2 separate regions of the Homo sapiens genome follow, and region 1 is linked to region 2. Evidence: read pairs that join two places in POLR2A ChIA-PET (ENCODE). Cell type or tissue: HepG2. All regions are shown on one strand. Each heading gives the region's core, and the rest is flanking DNA. Links, peaks and the distances in the headings are about the cores only.

Region 1 (8,343 bases), core at 52-8,051, 140 kb before region 2:
GAAGCACCATCAAATACATAGCAGGATTCCACATTCCAGCTAATCCACACTTTCAGTCAACACTGTGATGAAGGATTTTAGGTCCCTATATTCATTAATAAAAAGAAATGCTACCAAACTTAATAGGAAGTTGAATATTTTGATGCTTCCCTTTCAGTAACTGAGGATAGAGGCATTTACAATACTTTTTTTAAAATTTTTTTTATTTTTAGTATTTATTGATCATTCTTGGGTGTTTCTCGGAGAGGGGGATTTGGCAGGGTCATAGGATAATAGTGGAGAGAAGGTCAGCAGATAAACACGTGAACAAAAGTCTCTGGTTTTCCTACGCAGAGGGCCCTGCCGCCTTCTGCAGTGTTTGTGTCCCTGGGTACTTGAGATTAGGGAGTGGTGATGACTCTTAACCAGTATGCTGCCTTCAAGCATCTGTTTAACAAAGCACATCTTGCACCGCCTGTAATCCATTTAACCCTTAGTGGACACAGCACATGTTTCAGAGAGCATGGGGTTGGGGGTAAGGTTATAGATTAACAGCATCCCAAGGCAGAAGAATTTTTCTTAGTACAGAACAAAATGGAGTCGCCCACGTCTACCTCTTTCCACACAGACACAGCAACAATCCAATCTCTCCCTCTTTTCCCCACATTTCCCCCTTTTCTATTTGACAAAACCGCCATCGTCATCATGGCCCGTTCTCAATGAGCTGTTGGGTACACCTCCCAGACGGGGTGGCGGCTGGGCAGAGGGGCTCCTCACTTCCCAGACAGTGCGGCAGGGCAGAGGCGCCCCCCACCTCCCAGACGGGGCGGCGGCCAGGCGGGGGCTGCCCCCCACCTCCCTGTCGGGGCGGCTGCCCGGCGGAGGCGCTCCTCACTTCCCAGACGGGGCGGCTGCCGGGCGGAGGGTCTCCTCAATTCCCAGACGGGGTCGCGGCTGGGCAGAGACGCTCTTCACATCTCAGATGGGGCGGCGGGGCAGAGGCGCTCCCCACATCCTAGACGATGGGCGGCCGGGCAGAGACACTCCTCACTTCCTAGACTGGATGACGGCCGGGAAGAGGTGCTCCTCACTTCCCAGACTGGGCAGCGGGGTGGAGGGGCTCCTCACATCCCAGACGATGGGCGGCCAGGCAGAGACGCTCCTCACTTCCTAGACGGGGTGGCGGCCGGGCAGAGGCTGCAATCTCGGCACTTTGGGAGGCCAAGGCAGGCGGCTGGGAGGTGGAGGTTGTAGCGAGCCGAGATCACGCCACTGCACTCCAGCCTAGGCAACATTGAGCACTGAGTGAGCAAGACTCTGTCTGCAATCCCGGCACCTCGGGAGGCCGAGGCTGGCAGATCACTCGCGGTCAGGAGCTGGAGACCAGCCCGGCCAACACAGCGAAACCCCGTCTCCACCAAAAAATACGAAAACCAGTCAGGCATGGCTGCGCGCGCCTGCAGTCCCAGGCACTCGGCAGGCTGAGAAAGGAGAATCAGGCAGGGAGGTTGCAGTGAGTCGAGATGGCAGCAGTACAATCCAGCCTCGGCTGGGCATCAGAGGGAGACGGTGCAAAGGAGAGGGAGAGGGAGGGGAAGGGGGAGGGGGAGGGGGAGGGAGAATACTTTTTATCCTATTGTGGAGCTTCAGTCAAAGGACCCAGAGAGTGAAATTTATTTGCTCTGATAATTTCACTGATGAAATGACTGTCACAGCTGGAATAATATGCAGAGAAGAGGACAGCAAGGAAAAAGTAAATAGACATTAAAGAACACTGGGACTCTATCATTGCAGGTTGAGGAGGCTCATATAGTAGGAATAGTTCTTTCCTCCTTTTAAGAGTGATTTTATCTTTTTCCTCCTAGATTTCCTTTCCTTGGTGGCTGTGGGAATCTCTGCCTTTGCACAGTAGCCTCCAGAAGCTTGTAAGCAAATAAGATATCTGACATTTACAAAATGTCTTACAGTTTACAGTGCAGTTTCACATACATTACCTCCTTAGATGCTCACAACATCCCTGAGCCTGCCATGTGGTGTCGTTCCCACTTGATAAGGAAGGATACTGACTTTTCAGAAAGGTTAAGTGACTATTCAAAGTCATGCAGCTCATTTAGTCGCAGGGTCCAGATTCAAGCCAGGAGGTTGTCAATGTTTTTTCAGCAATGCATTGAAACTCAGTGACTGATACAATGAGTGGCAGTAAATAAGATATCAGAAGCCATCTATCTGTAGGTGACAGCTTTGCTGGGATCCCAGGTCTCTGCCGAGGACAGAGGGCACAGAAAATGTCTTTGGAGACTATTGCACATATCCTTAGGGCTCCAAAAGTTTCACCCACTGCGGATGGCTCTAACCAGGTCTCTTGAATTCTAGTCTTGACTTGTCCACTGTGTTTGGAATCTTGGGCAACTTATGAAGTTTCTCTGGTTTTACTTTTTCTTTTCATTAAATACAGTTACTGATTATTACCCTAATAACATCAGGATTGTTGTAAGAATAAAGCAAATAATAAACATCATCTCAGAAGGCTTAAAGTGCAATATAAAAGCTAGAAAGGTATTGTTATTCTTGTCAGTAATAATGTAATAAATAGTACAGTAAGACTTTGGTTTCGGTTAACATTTGACAGATGTCCACGGACCCCACGCCAGGTAAATACTGCAGTAGCTTCCTAGAATTGTGTGCATTTATTTTTCCAATTTGAAAAAATACCAAGACATATCAATATAAAAATTATCCACATTTCTAATATTGAAAATTAATACAAATTAAGAATATGACATCTCCTGTCCTCGTCTCCCCTCCCCTCCCCTGTTCTTCAACTTCCCTATTACCTCCCAATCCCACCCCCAGAGTTAATCACTGTTGACTGCTTCTTGTTTTCTTTGCTTTAGTTCCTGGATTTTTATGAAATGTGCTACACTGAGAAATAATATTGCTATGCAAATAATGACCACATCTTACAATCACATGGAGGCTTATAGTTTATGAAATACTTGTTTGAGTACTATCACCTTTGAGCCTCCTAAGAGTGCTTGAGAAGTGCTTATTATGCCCTTTGTATTGTAGTTCAGTCAGAGTAATACCATGGAATCAAAGACATGAATCCTGCAGCAATCAAGTTTAGTGAGGGAGATGAAAAATTATATACAACATGCTTATACATTTTTTAAAATTTATATTAAAATACATTTTAATTATACACATAATATAAAATAAACTTTATATTATAAAATGTATATATATTTATATATTTTAAATATATGTAAATGTATATATTTTTATTATAAAGTATATATATTTTAATGTATTTTAAATATATAAATGTATGCTTTAAATATGTAAATAAAACATATATATCTGTTTTATATATATATATACACACATACATATATATACACACACATATATATCTATATATATAATTAATTCTGTCTAGGGCCTGGTAGAAAAGAGAGGCCAGGAAATATTTTATATAAGAGATTACAGTAGAGCACAATTATGAATGATATTAAAATCTAGAGAGCAGTGATTACTCAAGGTCAGACCACTAGAAAGGACTCAAACTCATATCTTATGGCTCCAAGCCCAAATTTCTTTCTCCCACACTTTATTGTACAGTTTATGGTTTGCCCATTCAAAGCAGGCATGTTTTATGTAATATTTAACCAGAGTCAAAGGAATTTCCCAGCTTCAAAGACATTTAGTACAGCTGACAGAGACATGTGATTGCCTGAATGGATTCTAAAGTTCATAGAATTGCCAGTTACTGTGAGAATACCCTTGATGTGTCAGGACGTGTGTGGTGCAAAATAGATGAAGTAAGGAAAGTTTCCTTTTGGAACATTTCTCCTCAAACACTTCAGACTTCCTGGCCCTCTTGCTGTCTCAGGCTTCTGAGGCTCCATTGTGATAACACAACCAAGGCTACCTGGTCCTTAACATGGGCCTATCCCTAAATTATCCAACACTGACCAGCCAGTGTGTCATAATGATGCTTAACAGGCTGCAGCGGAATCTGGTGTGAGTACATTACCATGATGTGATCCATTACTAATCATGGTGTAAGGGTGGTTTATGTAGTGAATATTTAGTTCATTTAGGCATGAGATATATAGAAACTAAAGTCCCTTGACTCAAAGATATGGCTTTATAAAGCTGCAATTTGAGACGTACTGCCTGAGGAGGGAAATATGATTTGTGTTGGGCAGTGGGGGATTAGAAACCACCAACTCTTTTTACATGTGACGCTGGATCTCACAACAGCAGAAATAACTGTGACCTTGCTTAGCTTATTTATTTGTTTTCCATGCTGGTGGTGACTGGCTACTTTGGTGGGGTAGGAAGAGTGAAGGTTTTTCTAAGGCAAAGGACAACACATGGAGTGTTCAGCCGAGAGGGGCTCCCTCCCCTTGGCCTTGTGTCTTATCACCCCTGTGGCAGGAAGGAAGATGCCTGCTGCTATTGACAGCTCTGGCAGGGCCACCTCCGGTTTCCTGTTCTTTGGGCTGCCTCAGTGGCAGGGGGCAGGTAGCAGGGGGGGAAGAAGCACTGGCTACCAGAGGAGGGGTAGCTTAATGAAGGCAATAATGCTCCAGGAATTAGGGGAGAAAAAGCCAGGCTTAAAGAGTCCTATTTGTTTCAACCAAGAAACACTATTATTTGGACTATGAGAGCTCAAAGGCCCTTCCAATGCCAGCACTCAGTGACTTCATAACTATGAAGGGAAGGGGCAGAGTGGTATTGGGGAGTTTCTGCTGAGGGAGCCAAAAGTTTTGCCAGCCTTTCCTGTCCCCATGACACCTCTTTTATTTCCTGTCCTTCCCATTGCCACGGGAATTTGCATGGGTAGTCACTATGCCTACTGTGTTTATTGCTTTATTGCAGCACTTAGCACTGTGTCTGACACATAATAGAAAATTAATAAATATTGCTGAATGATCTTTATGACTATCTATATATATTTGAAGTAAAATCCCATGAACTATTTCCTTCTTTATAGTCTATTCAGACTTAATACTTTGGTTAACAAATAAACAAATTAAACTTGTGCATAGGACAAAAGGCTAGAAGGAAATTATCAAAATATTAATAACTTTCTTTGGGAAATATAAATATGTTTATTTCTCTCTGTTCTATTTTGGTTTAACTTTCTTTTTCTACCTTTCTATAACTAAAAAAGTGTGTTAACTTTTGTAATGAAAAAAATCTTCAGCAAACTTTATTAAAAAATGTAAAATCTTTTTGGGGGAACTCTATTTTCTGAAGAAATAACAACTACTGACTTCCTATAATGTTTGGGTGGGGTGCAGCCATGGGTGGGCTTTCGTGCACATATGTACACATCTACATATGTAGTACCTGTACATTCCTCCAATGGAGATGTTAACTCCTTCTTTTAAAGTTCAGTGTAGCCAAATAAGAAAGACAAGCAATGTACTTGGTAAGCTCTTCCAGGACAGTAGCATTACACAATTCTTCCATGAACATCTGCAGAAGTGCTTTCCAGCTTCCCAGCTGATTAATTCTACAGCCTCATCTCTTTCTGGGCCCATCTCCTCACTGCCGCCATACTGAATTGCTTGTAATTCCCTGAGGAAGCTAAGTCTTGCCTATCTCTGCTTTTGCACCTTTCCACCTAGGAAACACCTCTCCTTCAGAATGCAGCTCACTAAAGTGTCACACACTCCATAAATCCCTTTCTGGCTCTTTTCCCAGCTCTACTCTTCACCTTTATGGACAACTGATCCCCCATCCTCTGGGCATTCGTTGCACCCCATGAGGGTCCCCATCGCAGGCCTGCAACCCTGGACCGTGCTTATCTGTACAAGTTTGTTCCTCCACTACCCTTTGGCTCTCTGCAGGTGTGCAGCAGGTCTGAGTGCCAGAACCTAGCACAATTCTTTGCACCTAGAAGGACCTCGAGGGTTGTTTGATAAAGGAGCATAACTGACCTCAGCCTGCCAGTCCCAGTGACAGGTTAATGGCAGGTGGTGACATAGTGGGAAGAAATGCATGGGAGGGAAGACGTGTTTAAAATTGTAATGGAAGTCAGAAAAAAGGAGAATTTACTGCAGCCAACTTTTAGAGATGTAAACTGACTTGCCATTTGTTTTGGATCTCCCAATGCACTACTTTGTTGTTTTTGTCTCAAAATGTCATCTGAGATGATGCTGTTTATATCTTGTCTATCACAAGTTCTACGGTTTGGTGGTAAGAACACAGAAACTGGGTTCTATGCTGCTATGGTAATCATTGCCTGTAAAAAACAAAATCAAACAAATGACTTTTCTCCTTGAGGCCATAAAAAAATAAACAGCTTTGAGATACTTCCTAATTAAGGTGTAAATGTTCACCCCATATACTCCAAGACAACTATGATAATTATAATAGCACATTCATTATATTCACAAACGTTTGCAGAGCACCTACCATGTGCCAGACACTGTTTGTAAGTGCTGGCATGGCTCTTGCCATGGGGACTGGGGAAAATAGGTCCTTTCTACCATGGTGTGGCTGGGAATTTAGCTGCTTCTTCCCTTCCCCCAATATCCATGGGGCACCATGTTCTGACCTCAGCCTGAAAAGCAAAAGGCATTTAACCCCTACCTGAGCATGTGAAGGAGGGAAGCCTATTCTCTTTTCTCACGGCTCCTTGATAAGAGATGCACCAACCATGGGGCTTCTGAGAATGAGGGAGACCATCATCACAGGGAGATGCAAAGGTAAGGAGAGAGAAAAGAGGCTTTCATGTGCTGACGATGGGGTGGAAGGGCAGTAAGACAGGAGACTTGAGAAATGGGAATTGCAGCAAGGAGCTATCAAGACAAGAAATGTGTAAAGAGAATGAACTAGAAGTTAGGAGAAAAAAATGGATAGATGGAAGCTGGGGAATAGACAGGGTATGGGAGAGCTAGAACTAGAGAAAGAGTGGTGAATGACAAAGCAATTGTGTTACTTCACCGTGTCCCAGTTGTGTGCTTCTCTTGGGGAACCTGGGGCCTCTCATTGTTTAGCGACTTTAGCCCAGCTTGAGATCCTGGGTCAGCTGCCCAGGCTCATTTATTTATTTATAAAATGCAACCTATCAAACTTAGAATCTAATGAAGATTCTTCCCTTGGCATAATAGGGCCAATCTGGGCATAGGGCATGATCTGGTTCCTAACCCACTCTCCAACCTCATTGCCTCCTACTCACCCTTTTGCTCAATCCACACTGGGTTTCTTACTGTACATCAGACATTCTTATCCTGCATTTGGCCTTAACATGAGTTGTTCTTTAAGCCTATAATGCTCTTTGGGCAAATATTTACATGTCTGTATTCCTCAGTTTATTCAGATCTCTGCTCAACTGTTACCTGCTCCTAAAAGCCTTCCCTGACAAACCTATTGAAAACAGCTTTTCTTATCAATCTTCATGCCCAAACTGTTTTTTTAATCATTAATTACTATCTAACTTCACACATGTATGCATTGATTCATTCAATCATATATTTATCTTTGCCATTTAGAAGATAAGATCCATGTGTTGGGAGAGATTTCTCCATGAGTCTCACATTTCTGCCTTTTGTGTGAACAGAGACATAGACTTTGTTGCCGATGATCTCTTCTAGTCCATTTGTATAGTAAACACCCTGGAAAGTGGAGAGAGTGTCTCACTCCAGAGCAAAGACCAGGAAAGCTTAGTGACCAGTTAGAAAAGATTTAGATTCCCTAAACTCAGTGTTCTTTTCCTGTAATACAACCCACTGCGTGTTCCCCTGTCACCTGGTTCCATGGGTCCCAGTTCTCACAAGGTGATGCCAGTGCAAGAAGAGGCTGTTACTCTGCATCCACTGAAAATGTTTCAGGCTAACTTTTAGCTTGCAACTAGGGTAAAATGCTTTAAGAGTGGATACTCAGCTATTTAATTACATTTAATTACATCTTGGTAAAGGTCCTTCCCACCCTTCCCACACTGCTACCTGTGCTCAGATTCCCTGTTCCTCTATTAGCCACTATTGGTGTCTAGAGCACAATAAATTGCAACCGCCCTCAGTGAAGCATCCCAAGACCAAATCAGGACTCATATGTCATAGCTTAGGGAAATTTCCAACCAGTGGGGCTGATCTCAAATCTCCTATCTCCCCCAGATTTGCACCCAGGAAGTCAATTTAGATAATCCCCTGACTTTTCCCCAATGCCTGCAGAGTTTGAATTTTATCTGTGGGAGTTATTTATAGAGAGTTTTCTTTGTGCATGAGCAAGACTGAAAATTTACAATGTTGTTTTGGTATCTCCCTGATCCTCAGCTGTCTTAAGAACATTTGATTCAAAGGGCAGTTTTGTAGCTAATGCTAGTGGATCAGTTGGTGAGACTGAATT
Region 2 (8,298 bases), core at 1-8,000:
TTCACAAAGGGAGCCATTAATATTTTAGCAATTTCAGCCTGGTTCAGGATGGAAACCAGGAAATAGCCTTAGTTGGGTATGTGGAGCACAGCAGGAAAGGAGACAAGCAATGCTGATTGGCTGACTTGGCATCCATGAAGAAAGCAAATGGCTGGTGAGAGGATGGGGAGCTGGGAGGGTGCAGGGAGCATGGCTGGGGGAGGAGAGGCTGCAGCTGGGAGTAGCCAGGAGACTGCAAGAGGACATAAGTCAAGAAAAAAAACTTCTTTAAAGCAATTCAATAAATAGTGCCTGTGCCAAGTGGAATAAAAGGAGTTTCTACTAAGAAGAAAACTATTATTTGCACGTAGATAGGCCAAGGACAATGACAGAAAAGACATTGTCAACTTGGTTTGAATCTGAATAATTATACTTTATGTTATAGGTCTTTCAATAAGAACTAAGTGTCAGAGTGAATACTAAATCCCAGATCTGGTAACTGCAAGTTTTGTTCTCTGTTTTTTCATTACTCCAAACTTTCTACTAACTTGCTCCACAGTCTTGGATAAGTCACCTCTCCTTTCTAGGCCTACTGTTTAAAATGAGGACATTTATCTAGGTAACCATTGTGGTTTCTCGCAATTCTAAGAATCTCTGAACTCTATCACCTCCTGAATTGTTTATAAAGGGATTTTCTAAGGCATTTTCTTCCAGGAAAGGAGCCTGGAACTAAAGATGATAACCTAGGGCCTACCGCTGGCTCTGACAGAGGGTGGCTGTGTAAGATTAGAGAAATCCCCAAGCCCCCTTCCCCTCATCTGCCCAGTACAGGTAGGAATTCCTTTCTAAACAACTTTACAAGATGCTGGCCACATACAATGAGATAATAGAAAGAGGAGATACATGATTCCTGCCTCACAAGGCCTTCAGCCTAATGGTGAGATGAGAAGATAGATGATGACAATAACTGCAAGAAAGTTTCCTGAGGAAGCCGAGTCTATGCTTGGCCCTGAAGGACAAGTAGGACTTCTGAGGTGAGTAGAAAAGACTGTAAGCTCTGGCGTCAGACTTCCTGGACACAAATCATGGTCCTGTCACTTCCCAGCTTTATGACCTTGGCCACGTCACCTACCTTTCCTGAGACTCTATTTCCTTACCTGTAGAAATATAGTACTTACAACACAGGGTTACTGTAAGAATTAAATGAGATCACATAGTGTCTTGCATATAATAAGTACCCAATAAATGTAGTCAGAGAAGGAAAACAGTGTCAGTATATATTGGAAATAAAATTCCTTAGGTAAGCCGGATTTTAGTAAACGTCAATAATAGGAAACATTTATCAAGCAAACTTAAGTCCCACTTACATTTGCTCAGTAACTGAATCAATAAATTATCAAGTGTTTATTATATACCAACCATTTTACTAGGCACAGTTCCTGCATTCTGGAGAATTATAAACTAAAGGAGTTAGTCAAGCAAACAAACCGTGACAGTACAGTTTGATAAGTCAAGGGCAGGCGGCATTTCAATAGAAGGCGGTGAGAGGTCAGGATAGGAAAGGGGATGGTAGAATTTAAGGCAATGGAAATGATATTATGGAAGGCAAAAAATAAGGTATGCATTTGAGAAAGGTTCTCCAGGAAATACTGGCCTTACCAAGGGGGCCTGGGAGGTCCAACATACAGTCATATTGCTCTAAAGAGAGATTGGTTTCTCACATCAGTACCATAAGGCATTCCACAATTTGGTCATGTTAGTAGTAACTTATTCTATCTATCTGGAACTCAGATGGCCTGGAGAAGTTCTCTCTCCATCCTGGCCCTTCATCCATATATATGTCTTCATGCTTGATTGCTTTAACCCAAACATGAAACTCAACACTTTTGTAAGTTCCTTCAGAAAAATTCATTCTCACAAAAGCATTAGTGCTCACAAATGCTTAAACAGATCTGGGATTTAGTCCCCACAAACTCAAAAACAACAACAACAACAGATTCTGCATATTTCTGTCTTTATAAATGTTCTTGTTCACCGGGAAATCAAGGATTTCCATCTCTCTAGCTGGTCCCCCAGCTAGCTCCAAGCCTACTTGGTTCTTCTCTTATTAATCAGAGAAAATGTTTCTCAACATAGTCCATGACCAAACAGTTGTGCACATCACGGTGGCCAATAGAACAGAGATCACATAGTCAATAGCATCCACTCTCCTTTTAAAGTCTCAGTCAGTTTTAATTAAACCACTTCTGTTTAATCGAACCACATTATTAAGCAGTGCTATCTGAACCTGGTTACCATCCTGAGATCCAGAATTGGTGAGACTGGATAGGCAGAACCCTTGACAAAATGTTGCCTAGACATACTTGGGCATAGCATCCCTTTCCTACTAACTTGTTGAATCTCTGTTATTAAATGCATTCCTTTATAAAGCAAGAATTAAAAAACACACGTACCTTAAAATTTATGGTAAGAAATAATAACATATTCATGCATATCTCAGATTTTCATATCCCACCCATATCTCAATTTTTCATAGAATGAAATATTTCTAAAAAGTCAAAACCAACCAAAAATCCCTATTAATTTTAAAACCTATTCATTAGATGCCACTGTGTCTTGCTAAGCACTTGAATCTACCTTTGTGTGACCTTCTTCTTCCTCTCACACCAATGCAGGCCTATTTATCCATAAGAAGCCCAGTTATAAATGTGAATGAATGACTGTATCAGTGAAAAATGCTCAATAGAAATATTGCAAAATGCAAATTATGAATTTGCATTGTAGCATTTTTTATTCCTTTGTTCTTCTATATACTTTTCTGCCTTCCCCAACTTATAAAAATAATTATCATTGATTGTATTTATAATCAAAAAAGAAAAGTAATTTTAATCTTATAAAACAAAAAAAGTCACCGGCTTCCAGGCAGTTCAGTCCTAGGACAATGTTTCAGCTGAAAGGTGACCATATGGTTACTTCATGGAAAGAAAGAGATTATGAAGCCAGGCCCTTTCATCTAACCGGCCGCCTAATGGGTTATAATTTAATATGCAGAATTACCTGCTCTTTCCAAGGTCTCTAACCATCCCCAGAGACAATGGAACAGATGTGCAGCCTGTCATAAGGCCAATGTGAAACTAACATTTACAGCAGAAGCTGGAAATCTTCTCCCCACGTCTTCCACGCATGGAAGTCCTACTTCAGGGCCAAGTATAAATTCAGCTTCCCCAGGAAACTTCCCTTAGCCTTCCAAGACTGGGGCTCTTCACTCCCTCAGCATTCTGTGTCTTTATCTTCATGTCCCTGAGGACAGGAGTCTCATTTCCGTTTGTTCATTGGTAAATTTCCCATGCCTAGCTAAGTGTTTCACACATAATGGGCATCCAAGACATGTATTTTTAAACTAATCTGGATTTCTGGTTGGTTTCAATAGATCGATCAACACTCTAAGCAACCAAAAACTGAAAAAACACTTTGAAAATTATGAAATTCTATTAACAGGCAAGGTATTATGATGGTACTGTGGTTCTGATGGAGGTTAATACCACTCTTACTCTCTTTATTCATCATTATTGGGTAATCATTCATTTAATCCCTTTAAGAGCTATTCACTAATGATAAGTGAGTTGGAAAGTATAACATACGATCACAATGATCACTTACACATTCAGAAAGTGTATTTTACCATCCTGGGTAACATAACAATTTTGGTGTTTTTATGAACTGTGAACTGTATCAAAATCAACACGTGAGCAGCTAGCACAGTACTAGGCACTTGGCAGAAATGAGGGAAAGTCTCACTGAATAACTCCTTGGGAGACTGGGGGACCAAGAGGCAAAGGGGCTCAGGTTGGTAAAATAGTGTAAACCTGTGAAAATTTGGATGCTGTTTTTAAGTCTCATATAAGCATATGAGTTCTAGGGGTGGGGTGGGCGGGGATTTTTGTCTGATATATCCCCCGCACCTAGAATAGGGACTGACCCATGGTAGAAATTCAACAAATATTTAATGAAAAAATAAAAGTAGAGCCCTAAGACAGACCCTAATGCAGATTATGACTTCATTAACATAGACCTTATAGCCTTTTCTTTTTCTTGTTACTCCCACTGAAAGTGTACCTGTGGGATCACCTCATGATTAGATGGACCAATGCAGTGAAGCTGGTTTTTCAGAATTAGGTAGCTTTCTTTTTATATGGCTGTCTAGCAGGCATTCGTAGACCCTGCTGGTGTCTGGAATCTGTCTTCTCTGTGTCTGGTAGATTTCAGCTGACCTGGGTGTCTCTGTGGGCCTCTTTTGTTGGCAGACTCAAAGGTGAACTCATTAGCCATTACCCCCTTGGAAATATGTTCTGGGAAATCAAACATGCTCTGAGTCACATCTGTCTGCCGCCTACCACAACAGTGTAGTATGCAGACTGGTTCTGCCAATAGGCTTCTGGGAGGAAGAAATGGAAAATCTGTCATGGTATGAACTGCACAGCTCAACTTGGAGAAGGACTTCAGTCCACAGAAATTCACAGAGTGAAGGCAGGCTCTTAGTTCTCTTCATGCATAGGTAAGCCTCGAGAAAATTCCCAGGTCCCTGCAGAGGAGGAGAAAAAACGGAAAGAGGTGGACAAGTGGATTGTGTTGGGCAGGGCGGCGACACTCAGTGCTTTCCAGAACGGCACTTTGGCTTGTTCTAAATGGATAATGTCACATGGCTATGCTTTTGTACACATAAGGTTGATCGCTACTTCAACAAGGTGCCATTAATCAGCTTCCTTGCTCCTGGTACAAACTGAAGAAAGCCAAGAAGCATAAAACACATGCCTTTCCTCAGAGAGATTTTTTATTCTAGAGAGGGAGAAAAGAACAAAAAACTGGAAAGGTTAATGAATAAAAGAAGGCTGCTCACAATCCCACACCCAGTGAGTAATACACAAAGAAAACCTTATGCTATTGCAGAGAGCAAAGGATCACTATGAGCTGGAGAAACAGAAGGCATTAGGACAGGTAGAAGATGAAGAAGACTTATGCCAGCAGCAGAGACTGCCTGAGCAAACCTATGGAAGTGAGGAGGCTCCTCAAGAAGCCAAGAAAAACCTTGGGTCTCCTGAACCCAATTCTCAGGCTGGAGCCCAGTGAGGCAAATGAATTGCCCAAGGACACCTATGAGTAAATGTTGGGGACACTTAGAATTCAAGCCTCTGGGATCTGAGCTTGGTTATATCCTCTGTCAGGTCCCTGTCCAGTGAGTGGTTTAGTGAGGCGAAGAGAGAGGGAGAGAACATGCATTGCAGGCTCTTGCACTCTATGCTCAAACAGGCTTTCCCATTTGCTACTCGCAGATACCCTAGACTGGCATAGTTACTGCCATTTTATAGATAGGTTCAAAGGTCCCCAAAATAATAGGTGACTTGCCCAAGGTCACACAGCTAGTGGAAATGGATGTTGAACTGAAGTCTAGCTGTTTACAAAGCCCAGTCATCTCAGCTATGTCAACTTGGAGTCAAGGGTTTCCACTGGGAGTAAGGAGAGATAACTGCTTTAAACTCTGCTTTTTAAATAATGTTCAATTTGAAATAGTTGAATAATGTCCAATTTTAAAAAATGATTCAAAGATTTATTCCAGTATTTTAAACATTGCCTCTGGAGGGAGAGATGGCACTGTAAGGTGGTCAGGAGGACGTTGTTGGAAGTTAGAACACCAGATGAGTTGTCTGAAAATAATAATGTTGCTACTCGACTGTTTTATATTACTGTAAACATTACCCACTATAATAAAATCAGACACAGGTTCAACATCTCCTGTAGTAATAATAACTCTAGTCTGCCTTCTAAAATGACTCCTAAATAACAAACCCTCCATAAACTCAATCTAACCCAAATAAACAGAATTGCTGTGACAACCGAGATCATAATTGTCTTTGTTTGATCCTTCAGCCTCCACAATTGTGCAGGCTCTCCACACCGAGTCATGGCCTTGTTTATCTTTGCTGTGTGTGCTCTGGGAAGCTTTCTGCCTAGAGAATTAGCACACTCAATAAGCATCACTGTTCTCTTCAGTTGATTAAACTCCAGCATACTCGGTCTGTTAGCAAAATGTGTTGGGCTGATATCACAGTTCTAGCTCACCTCACCTCATGTTGCTCTTTTTCAATTTTATCTTAGACTGTGCAGGTTTTCTGCATCATAAACCAAATTAATCACTGAGATCTGATAGTTATAACAGATTCTAGACACATAAATTATTTTTCATTAGCTTTAATTGCCTGTAAAGGAATTTGGACACTTAATCTAAGGAAGTGAAATAATGTGGTTCAGCTCTATTAGACAATGTAAAGCTCTCACTTATTAAAAAATAAAAAGTGTAGAAAGGTAAGCAAATTTCCAGTAGCTGCAACCTTAAGGTCCTTCCACAGGAAGCCAATCTCTATGGCCACCAACAGAGCTGTCTTTGATGTTACGTGCAACTTCAGTCCACACTGGCTTCAGTGCCTTCAGAGCAGGTCTCTATCTCCTGAAGATCCAGGTCTTTGATTCTCCTATGGCTCTAAATATATATACCAAATAATAATGATGACTACAATTAATTATTTTTGTGCATACTCTGAGCCACGCTCTTTACTTAACCTTTATATGCACCTCATATGAATACTCAAGTAGATTTCCAAAGTGGCTATCATTATCCTTATTTTACAAAGGATAAGACTGACACAGAGGGATTGAATTCCTTTCTCAGGGACATAACAGTACACACTGAAGCAGAACTCAGACTCAGGCCTGGATGAGTCCAGAGCCTGTGCATTCCAGGATATTCTGTGCTCTCCTGAGACTCCAATATAGACTGTGCCATGCTGCCTCCTATAGGAGTAACAGCCGCTCCTGGCGTGTTTTCTCTCACCACCTAGGGCTCAGCCAGCATGAACACCACGTCAACTTAACATGAAAGCTAACTTCAAACATTGAGTCTAGTAGGTCCTTTCCTGGTACACATGGTTCATGACTGTATCCCCAGTACCTCACAGAGTACCTAGTACATTGTTGATGCTCAGTCACAAATATATGTTTGTTATAAATAAATAAACCCAATAAATAATAAATAAATAAAATATAAATATATATACAACATATGAATGGAATAAACTCACTAAGTGAACATTTTTGGAGTGAATGAATGACTTAGTTGATTATTCTTGGTAGATGCTCTAAGTGGCAGTCCCTTCATTCACCTGTTCTTCCCCCAGACTCTTCATTCGTAGTCTTTCAATCCATATTCTTTCACTGTTGCTTTCATTCCCATATCCCCAAACATTTACACTATCTGTGACCTTAGAACTTATACCCCATGGCTCTAAAAAAATGAAAAAGTATGACCACACATATTCCATTTTTTCATAGACTCATGCCTGACCTCCTCACCTTAACTGAACCCTGGCTTTCCCTGCAGTCCTCTTGGTCATGCATTCACATAGGCTCTGAGTCCTGTGGAATCTCTAGAATAATTTTCACCTCCTAAGTAATTCTTGAATTTGAGCCCTTTCATCTATTCTCCAACTGTCTCCTTTATTCAGATCCTTATCCTTGCTTTCCTGTCTCCTTTGGTCTATGCTTTTCTTTAGGAAGTCCATTTAATTGCTGGAGGGAGATTTTTCCAAAACATAAATCCAATAGGTTGTATCCCCACTTAAAATTTTTCCTAAACACTTTCCAAGCAAACCACATAGTCTTTCAGTGGCATAGCACCCTTCACACACACCGCCAGGTTCCTGTGCTCCAGATATGCAGAATTAGTCACGTTTCCCTGAAGAGACCATGTGTCCCTATGCCTCTGTGCCTGTTCACATACAATTTCCCATGCTTGGATGCCTCTGTACCTGTACCTTCTTTCCCTGGAGGACTTTCAGTGGTGTGTTTCCTGGTTTCCAAGGTGAGTTAATAGTTCCTCACTGGTGCTGCCATATACCTGATTATACCTACGTCATAGCACTTGTCACATTTCTGCATTTTTTTCTATTTTCACAGTAACTAAATGTTCTCATTGTCTCTTCATACCCAGTGCCCAGCATATGGTAGGTGTTCATTAACTATTAACTATATAAATATTTAAAGAATGAAAGGAGAGTCTTCTGACACTAGGCAGTCTACAGTTCCATGGAAAATAACCACAAGTAGAACTCATCATCTCTATTCCAGACTACTGCAATGGCTTTCTACCTAATGTAGCTGTCTTTGTTCTTGCTGTCCCCTTCAAATTCCACTTACACACAAATGCCAGAGTGATCTAACATGGAAATCTTTGACTCCAATGCTTACACTTGCCATGTTCCTCATAGT

The links. Peaks named below come from ENCODE experiments on the same cell type or tissue, not always from the same donor. Only the 100,000 strongest peaks of a DNase experiment are listed, where the experiment ranks them.
Region 1: POLR2A ChIA-PET joins it to region 2 with 22 read pairs; 2 of 35 experiments call an interaction of 5 or more read pairs at or near these places.

What each region holds. Positions count from the first base shown.
Region 1 is chr1:168,829,990-168,838,332 of GRCh38, reverse strand. No RefSeq gene overlaps it. Among named protein-coding and RNA genes, the nearest start is that of LINC00626, 47 kb to the right of the region's middle. In HepG2, for the core only: no CTCF peak of the experiment used is centred there; DNase peaks (open chromatin) are centred at 3,692, 4,342 and 7,572; H3K4me3 peaks cover 617 bases.
Region 2 is chr1:168,686,492-168,694,789 of GRCh38, reverse strand. No RefSeq gene overlaps it. Among named protein-coding and RNA genes, the nearest start is that of DPT, 39 kb to the left of the region's middle. In HepG2, for the core only: a CTCF peak has its summit at 6,831; DNase peaks (open chromatin) are centred at 1,469, 4,329, 5,399, 5,959 and 2 weaker places; H3K4me3 peaks cover 873 bases.